Regions from separate parts of the Homo sapiens genome. Here region 1 is linked to region 2. Evidence: chromatin loops called from intact Hi-C (ENCODE). Cell type or tissue: endothelial cell of umbilical vein. All regions are shown on one strand.

What was found. Hi-C counts contacts between places; a loop is a spot of excess contacts. Peaks named below come from ENCODE experiments on the same cell type or tissue, not always from the same donor. Only the 100,000 strongest peaks of a DNase experiment are listed, where the experiment ranks them.
Region 1: a loop joins it to region 2, with 2.2 times the contacts of the local background. A loop is called at or near these places in 1 of 110 quality-filtered maps.

Annotation. Positions count from the first base shown.
Region 1 is chr11:59,507,417-59,515,416 of GRCh38, reverse strand. It overlaps OR4D9 (olfactory receptor family 4 subfamily D member 9), which reads right to left and starts at 3,878. Exons shown (of 3, transcript NM_001004711.2): 1 at 3,671-3,878; 2 at 651-744; 3 at 1-534. The coding sequence starts at 504. In endothelial cell of umbilical vein, no CTCF peak of the experiment used is centred here; a DNase peak (open chromatin) is centred at 4,296; H3K27ac peaks cover 833 bases.
Region 2 is chr11:59,426,531-59,434,530 of GRCh38, reverse strand. No RefSeq gene overlaps it. Among named protein-coding and RNA genes, the nearest start is that of OR5A2, 4.1 kb to the right of the region's middle. In endothelial cell of umbilical vein, a CTCF peak has its summit at 4,375 (motif pointing right); a DNase peak (open chromatin) is centred at 4,420.

The DNA.
Region 1 (8,000 bases), 81 kb before region 2:
GAAAGGGAGTGGGAGCAATAGAGAAATCTGCGCTATGGAGTGGACAAAGCCCCCCACCCAGGAAGCCACGATGAGGCCTGTGCATCGCCCCCTACTCATGATGGTCATATAGTGCAGGGGCTTGGAGATGGCTATATAGCGGTCAAACGCCATCACAGAGAGAGAAAAAACGTCTGCTCCCCCCAGAAGGTGGAAGAAGAACATTTGAGTGACACAGCCACTGAAGGAGATGGTTTTTGTCTCTGATAGAAGATCTATCAGGACCTTAGGAGCTGTGATGGAGGAAAAGCAGATGTCAAGAATAGACAGGTTGCGGAGCAGGAAGTACATGGGCGTATGAAGGTGAGATTCACAGGTAACTGTAACCATGATGAGGAAGTTTCCCATTAGAGTTGTCATGTACACCAAAAACAGGAAGGTAAATAAGACCTGGCTCAGTTCTCGGGACTGAGTAATTCCCAGGAAGGTAAATTCTTTCACTCTGGTGTAATTTCTCTGATCCATTGAATCACAGATCCTTTATCAGGTTCATCTCTGGAAGAAATAATAGTGCAGTTAAATAATATTGATAGGTCCTAAAATCTAGTGTTGTCTTTTCACTTAAGATTTGGCTCAGAATTAGGAGGAAGCTCTTTTCCCTATGCACTCACTGTGTCTGCAAGTCAGTATGCCACCACTGGATGAAAGATTACCCAGGTTTTTGATTCAGTCATCCCAGGAGACAAAGTTCTCTCACTGCTGCTGCTGAAACAGAGGTTGCAAGTCCGTGAATCTATTCAATTGTACTTTCACTATAAAATCTGACACTTAAAATAATAAATAATAAGAAGAAATCTGAATATATTAGGATTTCTGTTCATAAAAGCATCATTATGAGAATTCAAAGATAACCTGCAAATGGAGCAAGATATTTACAATACATTTATCTGAGAAATGACTCATGTTCAGAATATATAAAGAGCCTCTACAAATCAGTAAAAAAGCTGGATGACCCAACCTCAAAATGGCGAAAGATTGAAACCAATACTTCACAAAAGGCATATCCAAATGCCAATTCAACTTCATTAGTTATAGCAATAAGCCACAATATACATGCCAGATTGGCTAAATTGAAAAAGATAGAAACTGAAAAGATGAAAAAGTGGTGGTGAAGATGTGGAACAGTTGGAACTCTAATACACTGCTAGTGGGTGTGTAAAATTGGTATAACCACTTTGCTATTTGATTATCTCTGCTAAGACAGTATATAAATATAGTTTTATACATAGGAGGATATGTATATATCTACATGTATGATGATATATCTCTTTTAAAGGATCTATCTGTATATCATTACCTATATATCTCTTAAGGACATATTTCTACTTCTAGGAAATATGTACATATGTTCATCAAAAGACATGTCCTAGAATATTCATAGCAGCACTGTTATTTTTTATATTTTTTGAGACAGGGTCTCACTCTGTCGCCCAGGCTGGAGTGCAGTGGTGAGCTTATAGCTCACTGTAGCCTCAAACTCCTGAGCTCAAGCGATCCTCCCACTTCAGCCTCCCTAGTTGTTGGGACTTACAGGTGCCTGTCACCACACCTGAATAATTTTTTTCTTTTTATTTATTTTTTTATGCTGGAATAATTTTTAATTTTTTTATAGAGTTGGGGTCTCCCTATGTTACCCAGGCTGGTCTCAAACTCCTGGCCTCGGGTGATCTTCCTACTTTGGCCTCTTAAGTTTGATTACAAGCATGAGCCACCACACCTCACCAGTAGCACTGATTATAATTTCTTCAAACTGGAAAATGACTCAGAAATCCATCAACAGTAGAAAAGATAAATAAACTGTGTTACGTTCACACAATACTATACAGCAATGAGAATGATTTACACTATACGTAATAATATAAGAGAATCCCACAAACATAATGTTGTGCTGAATAATCCAGGGACCAAAGAGTATGCACTCTTCCATTTTATTCATATGTACAAAACTGAAGGGAGCCTAAGGGAGGCTTCTGGGTGCTGGTTTACACCAGTAGGCATATTCTGCTGGTGTAAAAACATTCATTGAGTTGGCCGGGCATGGTGACTCCCGCCTGTAATCCCAGCACTTTGGGAGGCTGAGGTGAGTGGAGGCCTGGCCAACATGTTAAAACCCCGTCTCTACTAAAAATACAAAAATTAGCTGGGCGTGGTGGCACACGCCTGTAGTCCCAGCTACTTGGGAGGCTGAGGCAGGAGAATCACTTGAACACAGGAGACGGAGGTTGTCATGAGCTGAGATCATGCCACTGCACTCCAGCCTGGTGACAGAGCGAGACTCCATCTCAAAAAAAAAAAATTCATTGAGCTGTACATGTATGTGCGTTTTTCTGTATGTTAGCATATCATACTTCAGTATAAAGTTTTAACTAACAAACATAACATTTATCATTTATAACACTTTAATCTCATGTTTAAAGAATGAATTACATTTAAAGCAAAATTTAATGGACCACTCACTTTTATAAGTTACTTTTATAGTTACGTGGTTATAGTCATCACCAGCTATCATCTGAGAGTAAACATTTTGTTGTGTTGTTGTTTTTTTGAGACAGGATCTCACTCCCATTGCCTAGGCTGGAGTGCAGTGGTGCAGTCGTGGCTCACTGCAACCTCCGCTTCCTGGGCTCAATTGATCCTCCCACCTCAGCCTCCCCAGTAGCTGGGACTACAGGTTGTACCATCATGCCTGGCTGTTTTTTTTTTTTTTGTATTTTTACAAAAAGACTGAGTTTCACCATGTTGCTCAGGCTGGTCTCAAACTCCTGGGCTCAAGTGAACCACCTGCCTGGACCTCCCAAAGTGCTGAGATTACAGGCATGGGCCACTGTGACCAACTCAAGAGTTACCGTTTTATTTTTTACTCACGTATGGATTTGAGATGTTCTTTTTTTTTTTTTTTTTGAGATGGAGTCTCGCTGTGTCGCCCAGGCTGGAGTGCAGTGGCACAATCTCGGCTCACTGCAAGCTCCGCCTCCCAAGTTCACGCCATTCTCCTGCCTCAGCCTCTCGAGTAGCTGGGACTACAGGCTCCAGCCTGGGTGACAAAGTGAGACTCTGTCTCAAAAAAAAAAAAAAAAGAAAAAAGAAAAAAAATCATCCCAAAGGGGACCCTTCTTTGGAAACAAGCTTATCAAGTATCTTGGACAGAGCCTGCAAACTGAGGATTCCCCCCCATACCCCAGCATCCCATTGAGCAAATTCTTCCTCATTCTCTACATTAAGTTGACTTTCTAGGATGCCACACATATCACGGTTTTCTATTTTCCAATTTTGAAAATCCCTTATTCTTGATTGAATCCCTAAAACTTTTACTAGAAGCATTATTCTTATTCAGTGGTACATGAAGGCACAGATAATCTTGTCATTAAAACATCTTACTCAAATCTTCCAAAATTTCATTCCCAGCCAAGAGGCAAAACTGCATCTACTAAACTCAGGAATTACTGCCTTTAAAAGCTGTTTTTCCAAGGCAGTCATCCTCCTGAGAGCTGGTGACGTCAGCACCTTCTCAACTACCTTTAATAAATTTTGAACCTCAATATCCCAACAAGTAAAACACAGCCAAGCCAACTGACCATCTTCCTATATTTTGCAAGCCACACTTTCCCTCTTTCTAATAGTGAAAAACTACCTCTTTTCTTTGCTTCTTAAGAGTCTTGACTTCCATAGGAACATTCTACACATTTGCAGCATTTCTCAAAATTCAGCACAAACAGCTTTTCAGTTTCAGAAGTTCATAGGCACTAATACTAACTGCTGGTTTAATCTTTAAGTGGGAAATTGATCCTCTTATGATGCCTCAGCTGCATTTTAGAAGAAGTAGGTACTGGGGAAATTCTCTGTTTAATGTAAAGCCTACCTCAAAGTGAGTGATTTTATTATCTTCTTTCCTCAGATGGGAAAAAGCAACCTCAGGTAATTACAGTATTCTGACTCTTTTCTACTTTACTACATTTTGGCCACCTGTATTAGTCTCCAGCCACAGCCCAATATAGGAATTAGCAAAGGGAATATTGTTAGGTATGAATGTGGAAGCTGAGTGGCCAATATAATACGCTACAATACAACTCAGGAGTTCCTTTGGGAGTCATTAAAATGTCACCAAGTACTCTCTGTCTTGTACTCTCTCTTTTGTTCTCTCTCCCTCTTTCTCATTTTTTCTCTGTTCTCTCTCATACATACATGCAGAGGCACCCGTGCACTCAGGACATACCCTTTCCTCTAGAGGAAACACATGAGACAGTGTATTTTCCTCTTTGGCTCAGGAAGAGAGTGTTTTGTTAAACCACACCAATGACTGTGCAGTCTTCCTCTTGACTAAAGTCACTTTGCCTGCAATCAGCTAGGAAATGAAACTTAAATAAATAAAAGAGTAACAGTGAAAAATTCAAAGCTCTGTGGCTACTGTCAGAGCAGCTCTCAGAGACTGTATGGATTTATACGTGCATTTTCTATTTTATTCATTTATTTATTTTTTGAGATGAAGTTTTGCTCTTGTTGCCCAGGCTGGAGTTCAATGGTGCGATCTTGGCTCACTGCAACCGCTGCCTCCCGGGTTCAAGCCATTCCCCTGCCTCAGCCTCCCAAGTGGCTGGGATTACAGGAGCCTGCCACCATGCCTGGCCAATTTTGTATTTTTAATAGAAGTGGGGCTTCACTATGTTGGTCAGGCTGTTCTCAAACTCCTGACCTCAGGTGATGCAACTGCCTTTGCCTCCCAAAGTGCTGGGATTACAAGCATGAGCCACGGCGCCTGGCCACATTTTCTGTTTAAAGCAACATGTACATTGTCCCAGGACATTTTTTTTTCTTTAAACAGTGTCTTGCTCTGTTGTCCGGGCTGGAGTGGTACTGTGGCATGATCCCAACTCACTGCAACCTCTGCCTCCCGGCTTCAAGTGATCCTCCTGTCTCACCCTCCCAAGTAGCTGGGATTACAGGCATGAGCCACTGTGCCTGGTTAATTTTTGTATTTTTAGTACAGATGAGATTTCACTATGTTGGCCAGGCTGGTCTTGAACTCCTGGCCTCAAGTGATCCGCCTGCTTCGGCTTCCCAAAGTGCTGAGATTATAGGCATGAGCCACTGCGCCCCGTCAGCCCCCACAGTTATTTTAACCTACATCTCTGAAATGTATAGCTCACTTTACATCTAGGTACAGCTCTTGATATTCATCAACTCAGTTACTGCATAATTATTTTATGTTATTTTTTCATGCGTACCCAGAGATATTCACTATGAAAACATTTAATTTGGGGAGCACATATATAAAAGAGCAGTTTGAAATCCACGTGTGTGCCCAGAGTCAGTTGACTTTTCTACAGTTCTTAGCAGCAGAGCTTAAAAAATAATGAAAGCATACAACAATCATTTCACAATGTATATGTATAATAAAACATCACATTGTACTGTTCACTGTAAATATATACAATTTTTATTTATTGATGACAGCTGCTTGGGAGGCTGAGGCAGGAGAATTACTGGAACCTGGGAGGCAGAGGTTGCAGTGAGCCAAGATCGCGCCACAGCACTCCAGCCTGGGTGACAGAGCAAGACTCCATCTCAAAAAAAAAAAAAAAAAAAGTAAAAACTAGGCTGGGCACGGTGGCTCACGCCTGTAATCCTAACATTTTGGGAGGCTGAGGTGGGCAGATCACCTGAGGTCAGGAGTTTGATGCCAGCCTGGCCAACATGGTGAAACCCCATCTCTACTAAAAATACAAAAATTAGCTGGTATGGTGGTGTGTGCCTGTAATCCCAGCTACCTAGGAGGCTGAGACAGGAGAATCGTTGGAAACCGGGAGGCGAAGCCTGCAGTGAGCTGAGATCATGCCACTGCACTCCAGCCTAGGTGACAAAACGAGACTCCATCTCAAAAAACAAACAACAAAACAAAACAAACAAAAACTAGTCAAAACTAATGTAAGTGGGAAAAATGCTGCTCAACTTGTGATTTTATGTCACTGCCAATAAGTGTTTGTGTGATCAGATGCAATTGCTTTTTCTGTCCTGAGTTATTGAATCAGGTTATGTTGCATGTTTAGACACGGTCATGAGGAAGTCAACAGGGACAATGATATGCCAAGAGTTCCTGGGTTCTTGATCTCTTGGGATTGTGTTTCTTAATCAGGCCCTATAGATCTGTGGAGTCATCTGATTCTGATATAGAGATAAAAACTTGATCTGAGTGAGTCACAAGAGTTAGGAAAGAAAGAAAAGGGCAAAGGACGGATTTGCGTGAAATGGGCTATTAAGTGGCTTGTAGTGTGTATTTTTCATAAGCAATTTCATAAAGAAAAGCCTAGGGACTCTTGAGACCAAAGCTACTTGGGCAAAGGTAGCAGGACCCTATGAATAGTGATCTGGCAAGTGTGACTTTTTATTAGAATCTGTTTGCTTGCAGAAGTAAGTTAATATTGTAAGAAGTTAGGTTTTGTTGATCAGGTGACAGGAAGTGGCAAACATTTGAGCCAGTTAGTTCATGAATGCTTACAGGGCCAGGCCAGATCCAATGAGGGACTTAAGTAAAGTTTGTCTTCAACATTCACTATCCTTCAACATTCATTATCCTTTGGCTAATTTACTCTCCTTGGGCTCTCTGTTCCATCCCATGGGGCCTGTCCTCTTGGCTACTCTATAAGCCAGGGTTTATTTTTGACCCATTATCTTCTTTTGATATTAAATTCTCCTGTGCTGTTTCTCTCATCAGCTTCAGGGTGACTTTTTTTTTTTTTTTTTCGTGAGACAGAGTCTCGCTCTGTCGCCTAGGCTGGAGTGCAATGGCACAATCTTGCCTCACTGCAACCTCTGCCTCCCAGGTTCAAATGATTCTCCTGCCTCAGCCTCCTGAGTAGCTGGGATTACAGGTGCCCACCACGATGCCCGGCTACTTTTTGTGTCTGTGTTTTTAGTAGAGATGGGGTTTCACTATGTTGGGCAGGCTGGTCTTGAACTCCTGACCTCAGGTGATCTGCCCTCCTCGGCCTCCCAAAGTGCTGGGATTACTGACATGAGCCACTGTGCCTGCCCAGGGCGACTCTTTAAGCCTTATGAATAACAAGCAAACCTATTGTCATGTTTTGATAATAGAAAGCATTCCCTATTTAATAAAAGGTGCTGGGAAAACTGGCTAGCCATATGTAGAAAGCTGAAACTGGATCCCTTCCTTACACCTTATACAAAAATCAATTCAAGATGGATTAAAGACTTAAACGTTAGACCTAAAACCATAAAAACCCTAGAAGAAAACCTAGGCATTACCATTCAGGACATAGGCATGGGCAAGGACTTCATGTCTAGAACACCAAAAGCAATGGCAACAAAAGCCAAAATTGACAAATGGGATCTAATTAAACTAAAGAGCTTCTGCACAGCAAAAGAAACTACCATCAGAGTGAACAGGCAACCTACAAAATGGGAGAAAATTTTCGCAACCTACTCATCTGACAAAGGGCTAATATCCAGAATCTGCAGTGAACTCAAACAAATTTACAAGAAAAAAACAAACAACCCCATCAAAAAGTGGGCAAAGGAAATGAACAGACACTTCTCAAAAGAAGACATTTATGCAGCCAAAAAACACATGAAAAAATGCTCATCATCACTGGCCATCAGAGAAATGCAAATCAAAACCACAATGAGATACCATCTCACACCAGTTAGAATGGCGATCATTAAAAAGTCAGGAAACAACAGGTGCTGGAGAGGAAGTGGAGAAATAGGAACACTTTTACACTGTTGGTGGGACTGTAAACTAGTTCAACCATTGTGGAAGTCAGTGTGGCGATTCCTCAGGGATCTAGAACTAGAAATACCATTTGACCCAGCCATCCCATTACTGGGTATAAACCCAAAGGACTATAAATCATGCTGTTATAAAGACACATGCACACGTATGTTTATTGCGGCATTATTCACAATAGCAAAGACTTGGAACCAACCCAAATGTCCAACAATGATAG
Region 2 (8,000 bases):
TTGTTAATGAATAGTGGTGTTGAGTATCATATGTCCATCCATGTATCTATTTTGCTGAATTATATGTTCACATATATTTTGCCCATTTAAAAAATTTCTGAAATGTAAAACTTAGTTTTGAAAGTTCTTTATATATGCTACATACAATTCCTTTATCAAATATATAATTTGAAAATATTTTTTCCAATCTGTAACTTGTCTTTTCATTCCACTAATATTTTTTGAGAGCAGAATCCTCAATTTTTGCAATGTCTCATTTATCATTTTTCCTTTTATTAATTGTGTGTTTGGTGTAACACCTAGGAAATCTTTGCATAATGCAAAGTCATAATGATTTTTTTCTATGTTTTCCTCTAGAAATTTTATAATTTATATTTTACATTTAGTTGTATGATTTAATTACTTGTGTATGGTGTGAAGTAAAAACTGTTTCATATTTTGGCACAGTGGCATCTAATTGTCCTAGCATTATTCGTGGAAAAGTATATTCTTTCTCATTTGAGCTGTTTTTTGCATATTGATGAAAGTCATTTGATTGTAAGTATGTGGGTCTATTTCTGTTCTTCAGAACAGAACTGTCTATTCTGTTTCATTGATATATGTATTCTTTTCTTTCTCCAATATCATACTTTCTTAATTATTGTAGCTGTATGCGTATCTTTTTAAAGCAAGTAATGTGTGTCCCTCAACTTTGTTCTTCTATTTCAAAACTATTTTGGCTCTTCTAGTTCCTTTATCTTTCCATAAATATTTTATTTTATTATTTTTATTTTTTCAAAATGATCAGCATCAACATAAAAATTTTTAGAATCAATTTGAAAATATCTACAGAAAATCCTGTTGATATTTGATTTAAAATGTATTGAATATAGGATCTATTTTGGGGGAATTGATATTTATTATGGCACTACATTGAGTCTTCTAATCCATACACATGCTATATATCTCCACATATTTAGATAATTGGTTTCTTTCATCAGTGTTTTATAGTTTGCTGCACACAGATCTTGTACTTATTTCATTAGGTTTATACCTAAGTATTTCATGTTTTTAAAAATGCTATTGTATTGTAAATGATACACTTGAAAATTTCAATTACCAATTATTTACTAATAGTGTTCAATTACTAATTGTTAATTACTAGCTCAATTACCAATTGTTTACTACAGTTAATTTTTATAATTTGACTGTTTATTGGGGCACTGCTTAACTTACTTATTAGTTCTTGAACCTATGCTATAGATTCTTTGGGATTTTCTACACTCATATTATTTGTGGATGATATGGTTAGGCTTTGTGTCCCCACCCAAATCTCATCTTGAATTGTAATCCTCAAGTGTTGAGGGAAAGACCTGACGGTAGGTAACTGAATCATTGCGGTAGTTTCCCCCATTCTGTTCTCATGATAGCGAGTGAGCTCTCATGAGATCTGATGGTTTTATAAGGGGCTCTTCCCGCTTCGCTGTCTCACTCTCTCTCTCCTACTGCCATGTGAAGGAGGTCCTTGCTTCCCCTTCACCTTCCACCATGACTGTAAGTTTCCTGAGGCCTCCCCAGCCATGTAGAACTGAGTCAATTAACCTTTTTCCTTTATATATTACCCAGTCTTGGGAAGTTCTTTATAGCTATGTGAAAACAGACTAATACATTGTATAAAGGAAGTTTTATATTTTTCTTTGCAATCTATGTAACTTTTACTTATTTTTCCTGCTTTATTGATAAGAACTCCAGTACAATGTATAAAATGAATGGTGAGAGCAGACATCATTGCCTTTTTCCTGATCTTAGGAGAAAAACATTTAGTTTTTTACTAGTAAGTGTCATAATAGCTGTAGGGTATTTTTGTTATTAACCTATGAACTATATCAGATTGCAGGTGTTCTTTCTAATCCTAGTTTGCCAAGAGTCTTTATCATAAATGGATGCTGGATTTTTTAAAAGACATATACTGAATTGATTGATTTTATATATTTTCTCCTTGATTTTCACTTTATTGATAAAGAGAGATTCATTGACTGATTTTAAAATGTCGAACCAGACTTACATATTTTTGAGGATAAATCCAACTTGGAAATATGTATATAATGTATATCCCTAACCAGGTAGTTGGATTTGAGAGAAGGTAATTCCCAAAGAACCTAATTCTAAGAGAGAGAAGAGAACAAGAGCCATGCAGTCGATCTTCAGGAGTGGAATCCTAAAGCAGAAGCAGTTGCAATTTTCAATTCTAAAAGCCAGGGTAGCCATGGGAGGCAGTTCAATAAAGACATAGCCAGGAGTTACTCTGGTACCAAGGAGGAGTCACCAGCTGCATTTGTTTATTGTTTTCTTGCCTTCAGCCCTCACAGTTGTAGGTGAAAATATGTTATGTATGTATGTGTATGTGTGTGTGTGTGTGTTGGGGTAACAGAATGGACATGAGAGATGGTAGGCTCGTTGTAATCGTCAAAGATTCTCTCTCCCTCTATACCCTTACATGTGGGAATAATCCTCAAAGTCTTGTCTGTGGTCTGTTTTTCATCTTCTACACATTTTACCTAGGCTCTTTCCTCTTATCTCAGAGTTTAAATTAATAATGCTATGTATAACCACTGTTCTTGCCCACATCAGCTGGAAGACTGAAACATGATCACAATAATAGTTATCAGACAAAGTTTCCAGGGTGTCTTACTACCCCAGATTCCTTTGAATTCCTTCTATACCCACATAGTCCTCAAAATTCCTCCTAGTTCTGGAAGCCATCAGGGAGTGGCTCACATACTCTTTGTATAATAATCTACTATTGTGTTATCTATTGTTTTCCTTCTTTCCTGTTATGGATCAGGATGGTATTTCCTGCAGATAGTCACCATGTCACTAGCTCTGATGCACAACAGTGTCTCATGGCTAAGATGCTGGCATTGAAGACACAGGTATCTGCATTGAGAGCATCATACCCTGATGCTACCCAAACTGCTGGCATTAGTACTACTTGCACGTCAATACTCTTTTCAGTTTCTTTTTTCCAGCATTCTTTTCCCAGTCCCTTTGGGCCAGGACTCAGGAATGTGTCTTTGGGCTGGGCTGAAGGATAATTTAAGTGATAGAAAACTGGTTCTTTCCAGAACCTCCTTTCTCTTCTGAGCTCAGGTCATTGTTCTGAAAGTAGATGAGTACCTTGTGATTCTTTTCTTTTGAGATGCTCCCTTTAAGAGTTCCTGAGGGAAATTCATTTCAATGGATGTTTAGTCAGTGCAATGTTCAAAGCCTTCTTGGAAAATTTATACTCATGATGTTGTCAATTCATATGAGTCCTCAAATACCCTGATAAGTAGAGAAAATTGTGCTTTATTTTTTGCATTAACATTATTTAAAATCTTCACTGCAACTTTCACTATATCAATGATTAAGCATATTTTCATTTGATTTGGAATTAACACTTAAAATTTCCTAATGATTCATTTTTTAGTTTAAGTTTTACCTAGCAATTTAATGAGAGTTTAATATTTTCAAGTGTTTTTCAGGGGCATAAAATTTACATTATTTACAAATAATTAGGGCTATGATAATACTAAGTACATGAATAATAAAAATGACCCTGAAACCTAAGGTAATTGTTTATTAAAAAATACTGTGCCAAGATTGACTAAAAATGAAAGTTTTTGAAAACCATATCCAAATTAGATGACATTTTAATGAAAACATATAGCTAACTGGTATTTAATAAAAACATATAGTTAGCCAGGGACAACAATAATATAGATTCTCATGCTATTTCTAATAAACTAATTATCAGAATATTACAGCTGGAGATGTTTCTTCTGAGACAAATGGGCAATTTAAAAATCAACATGATAACCCCTCATGTTTGAATAGATTATATAATGGTTTTCATATAGATTGTATATTATATGCTCTTCACACAAACATACAATGTTGATATATTTGGTGCACTTTCAGAGATAAAGGAAAAGCTTATGTAAGATCAACTGAGGCATCCAAGACCACACACTGGCAATCGGATGGATTTCAGCCCATGACGTGTGGTCCCCACTACCAATTATTTTTACTTCTGATGCCTACTCTTCTCATTTGCTCTCTTGTTATGTCATTGTATCTCTTTTTAAATATTTAAAAATCTGCTTTAAAAAAATTATACCATGAATGTAAACTTATGACATACCTGTTTTCAGTTACGTCACCCTTATCCAAACATATTTGCTTATTATTGTTATTTACCATTTACATTATGCTTAGTATGTTGCCCCTCTCCCTGATCTAGTTTATTTCTCAGAATTGAACTTCATGATAATATTGAGTTCAGGTGCTTGAGAAGCACATGGTACAGTGCTTGGATCACAGTGAGGATGTAATGTGTTTGAGGATGATCAATCACTATTGCAACTGACCCTACAATTTAGGCATATTTCCACTAGGTGGCAGCAACATTCCATACGGATAAAAACCAATAGGTGCTTGGTTTTGACAGACAATGGTTTAGTAATTAAGTTATCTTAGCAGTAATCATGCTGTTTGAGTTTTTAGAGGTTTTCTATTCTAGCTCTTTGGTTTCAGAATAAAAAAAGTTGAGGTCCAGAGAGGGGTCAAGAGAGATCAACAGCGCAATCTGCCATAGTAGAATGGGAATTATAATTCAGGTCCTATGATGCCTTTGCGCTTTCCCTCTTGTATAAATTGTTAAAGACCTCTAAAACTTTTCAATATACCTTCACTTTGGGTTTGTTAGAGATGTCTTGTGAAAACACTTTGGATCCATATCAGGTTGAAATTTTTCCTAGTCGCTAGTGGAAGAAATGCACCCTGAGATAACTTTTCAAATTCCAATTTGAGAGTTAAGATGTTTTACTACTAAGGATATTTGGATTTTTCTCTGGGTTTTCTTTGAAATGATTCAAGTAAACTCATTAAAATAGCTATGCTAAAATGTTAAGCTAAAATGAAAGTAAATCATATTTCAGGAGATGCTGTCAGAGAACAAACTCTAAGATGCATAGAATCCTAGGGAGATAAATTTTGAGTTGAACATCAAAGCACTTCCAATTCTAAACACTTATAATTCGATATGGAGTTTATTTGCCTTTATGTGCTATTTGCTTTCATACTTTTTTATTGTGGTAAAAAGCATATGACATTAAGTTTACCATCTTTATTAGTTGGGGTTCTCTAGAGAGACAGAACCAGGAGGATGTATGAATAGATAGACAGATAGATGAATAGATGGACAGATATTAACAGATGGGTAGGTGAGAGTGGGTTTATCAGGAGAACTGGCTCATGAGATTATGGAGGCTGAGAAGTCCCATAATGTGACATCTGCAAGCTCAACAATCACAGAATCCTGACTTCCTGAGCATGGTTCAGTCTAAGTCCAAAGGCCTCCAAACCAAGAAAGCCAACGGTGTAACTCTCAACATGAGGCCAAGCACCTGATAAATTAAGGGGCTACTAATGCAAATCCCAGACTCCAAAGGAGACCCTGGAGATGTGATGTCAAAGGAAGAGAGAAAGATATCTCAACTTCAGAGGAGAGAGGGGGAATTTACTTTTCCACTGCTTTTTTGTTCTTTCCAGGCCCTCAACTGATTGGAGGGTGCCCATCAACATTGAGTGAGGGTGGATCTTCCTTACTCAGTCCACTGGTTCAAAACATCCTCTGTCTTACAGACATACCCAGAAATAGTGCTTTACCAGCTATCTGGATATCTCTTAATCCAGTCCGGTTGACACCTAAAATTCACCATCACATCATCTTAATTATTTTTAAGTGTAAACGAGTAATATTAAATATATTCATATTGTCCCGTAACATATTTCCTTTGCTACTTTCTGATGTTCACTGAAACTTCTGCTATTTTGATCAAATTTGATTTTTTAAAGTAAGGGCATGAAGAGTTTATGGTTTTATCCAGATGGATTTAATAGGATGACTTTCTTCCTCATTCTCAGATTTCTTATAGACTAGGTTAATAAATACATTCTGAGTCCTCATTCTGCATTTTTCTGTCCAATGCAGACATTGTTAATTTATAATTTGTTCTTTTTTTATTTCAATAGCTTTAGGGGTACAAGTGGTTTTTGATTACATGGATGAATTCTATTAGTGATGAATTCTGAGATTTTAGCGTACCTGTCACTCAAACAGTGCACACTATACCCAATATGTAGTCTTTTATTCCTCATCCCACTTCCACCCTTCCCCCTGAGGCCCCAAAGTCCATATCACTCTGTATGTCTCTGTGTTCTCACAGCTTTGCTCCTACTTATAAGTGAGAACATACAGTATTTGGTTTTCCATTCCTGAGTTACTTCATGTAGAATAATGGCCTCCAGCTCCATCCAAACTGGTGCAAAAGAAATTATTGCTCTTTATTCTTAAGATTCTCAATCTTACTTTGTAGATAGTCATTATCACTATAATCAGAGTTGCCATGACAGATGAAATCTATCACTACCCTATCTTATCAGCCTTTTCTTTTTCTTTTTCTTTTTTTTTTTGAGACGGAGTCTCTCTCTGTCGTCCAGGCTGGAGTGCAGTGGCGCGATCTCGGCTCACTGCAAGCTCTGCCTCCCGGGTTCATGCCATTCTCCTGCCTCAGCCTCCTGAGTAGCTGGGACTACAGGTGCCCGCCACCACGCCTGGCTAATTTTTTTTTTGTTTGTATTTTTAGTAGAGACGGGGTTTCACCGTGTTAACTAGGATAGTCTCAATTTCCTGACCTCGTGATCTGCCCGCCTCGGCCTCCCAAAGTGCTGGGATTACAGGCATGAGCCACCGCGCCCGGCCCTTATCAGCCTTTTCTAATCCTAGAAAAATGTATCCTTCATAACTGTGAGATCTACCTTTTAAATTTCCCAGATCTTAACTCAGTATCAAACTCTTTCATAGTTAGTTGGGGTTTACTCTTTCAGCATCAGAATTTCCTAGGACAGTTTATCTTCAAACTTAGATAAGAATGTTTCTTTTGAGGATGGACTTCCTTGCCTTTTCATGTTCACAGTTGATTCTTGAAGACATTTACCTCCGTTTCTGTCAACAGTCTTAGTTGCTAAATTTCTTCCCTAAATTAAGCCTGTTACCTTGTAAGTCAAGAGTCTCAGTAATTATACCCCTTTATATAGAAGACATTTCTCTCATTTAATTTTTTTTCTTTTGAGACTGAGGATTGCTGACTTAGTCTCCATGAAATAGATGAATTCATTTTTTATAAACTTTATTTCTGAAGAAAACATTTAAAAAAACAGGAAATCAATGTTTTGAAACATCAGACTTTCAGGGCTGGAGGAATTCTTGGAGAGTGAGCCCAATTCACTCAGGCTGGAGGGGTTAATTGACTTGCCCACAGTGACTCATCCAGGTAGTGGCATTGCTGGTAGTAGCACCCAAAATATTAAAAAGAGAAAAGAAGAGCCCCATCAAGCCCTTCATCCCATCCAGCCTCATTAAAAAAAATAAAGAGAAAAGAAATCTTTTCATCGTGATGCAAATAAGTCACAATAAAAAGATAGAAAGGAAAGACATATTTTTGGCCATGACCCAAGAAACAGAGTTAATGACATCATTAGTTTACATTCATTGAGTGATTTCTGTTTGTTAGGCACTGTGCTAAGCCTTTCTTATTCACAGCTTATTTAATTATCACAACTCTGTTGAGGTAGGTATTCTTGTTACACCAGTTTTACAAATGAGGGAGTTGATAAGTTTAAGACATTAAACAACATTGAACATGTTTATATTGATAAAAGGGCAGAGCCAGAATTTAAACCCAATTCTCAGAGTTGGAAACATGTGTTTCTAACCAGTATATTTCAGCACAAGGCTTGGTGTGTTTATGTGTGATTTACTTCTGATGAAATTTCTTTTAAGCAAAAGGCATCTACTAACCCAGCAGGGAGTCTTCCTGGACTCAAATCAGGGAAAGCTCAGAGAAGAATAGGTAGGGGGATGGAAAGAGGCTCCCGTGATGAGCGGTTGGCTCTTTTCGCCACCACTCCAGGGAACA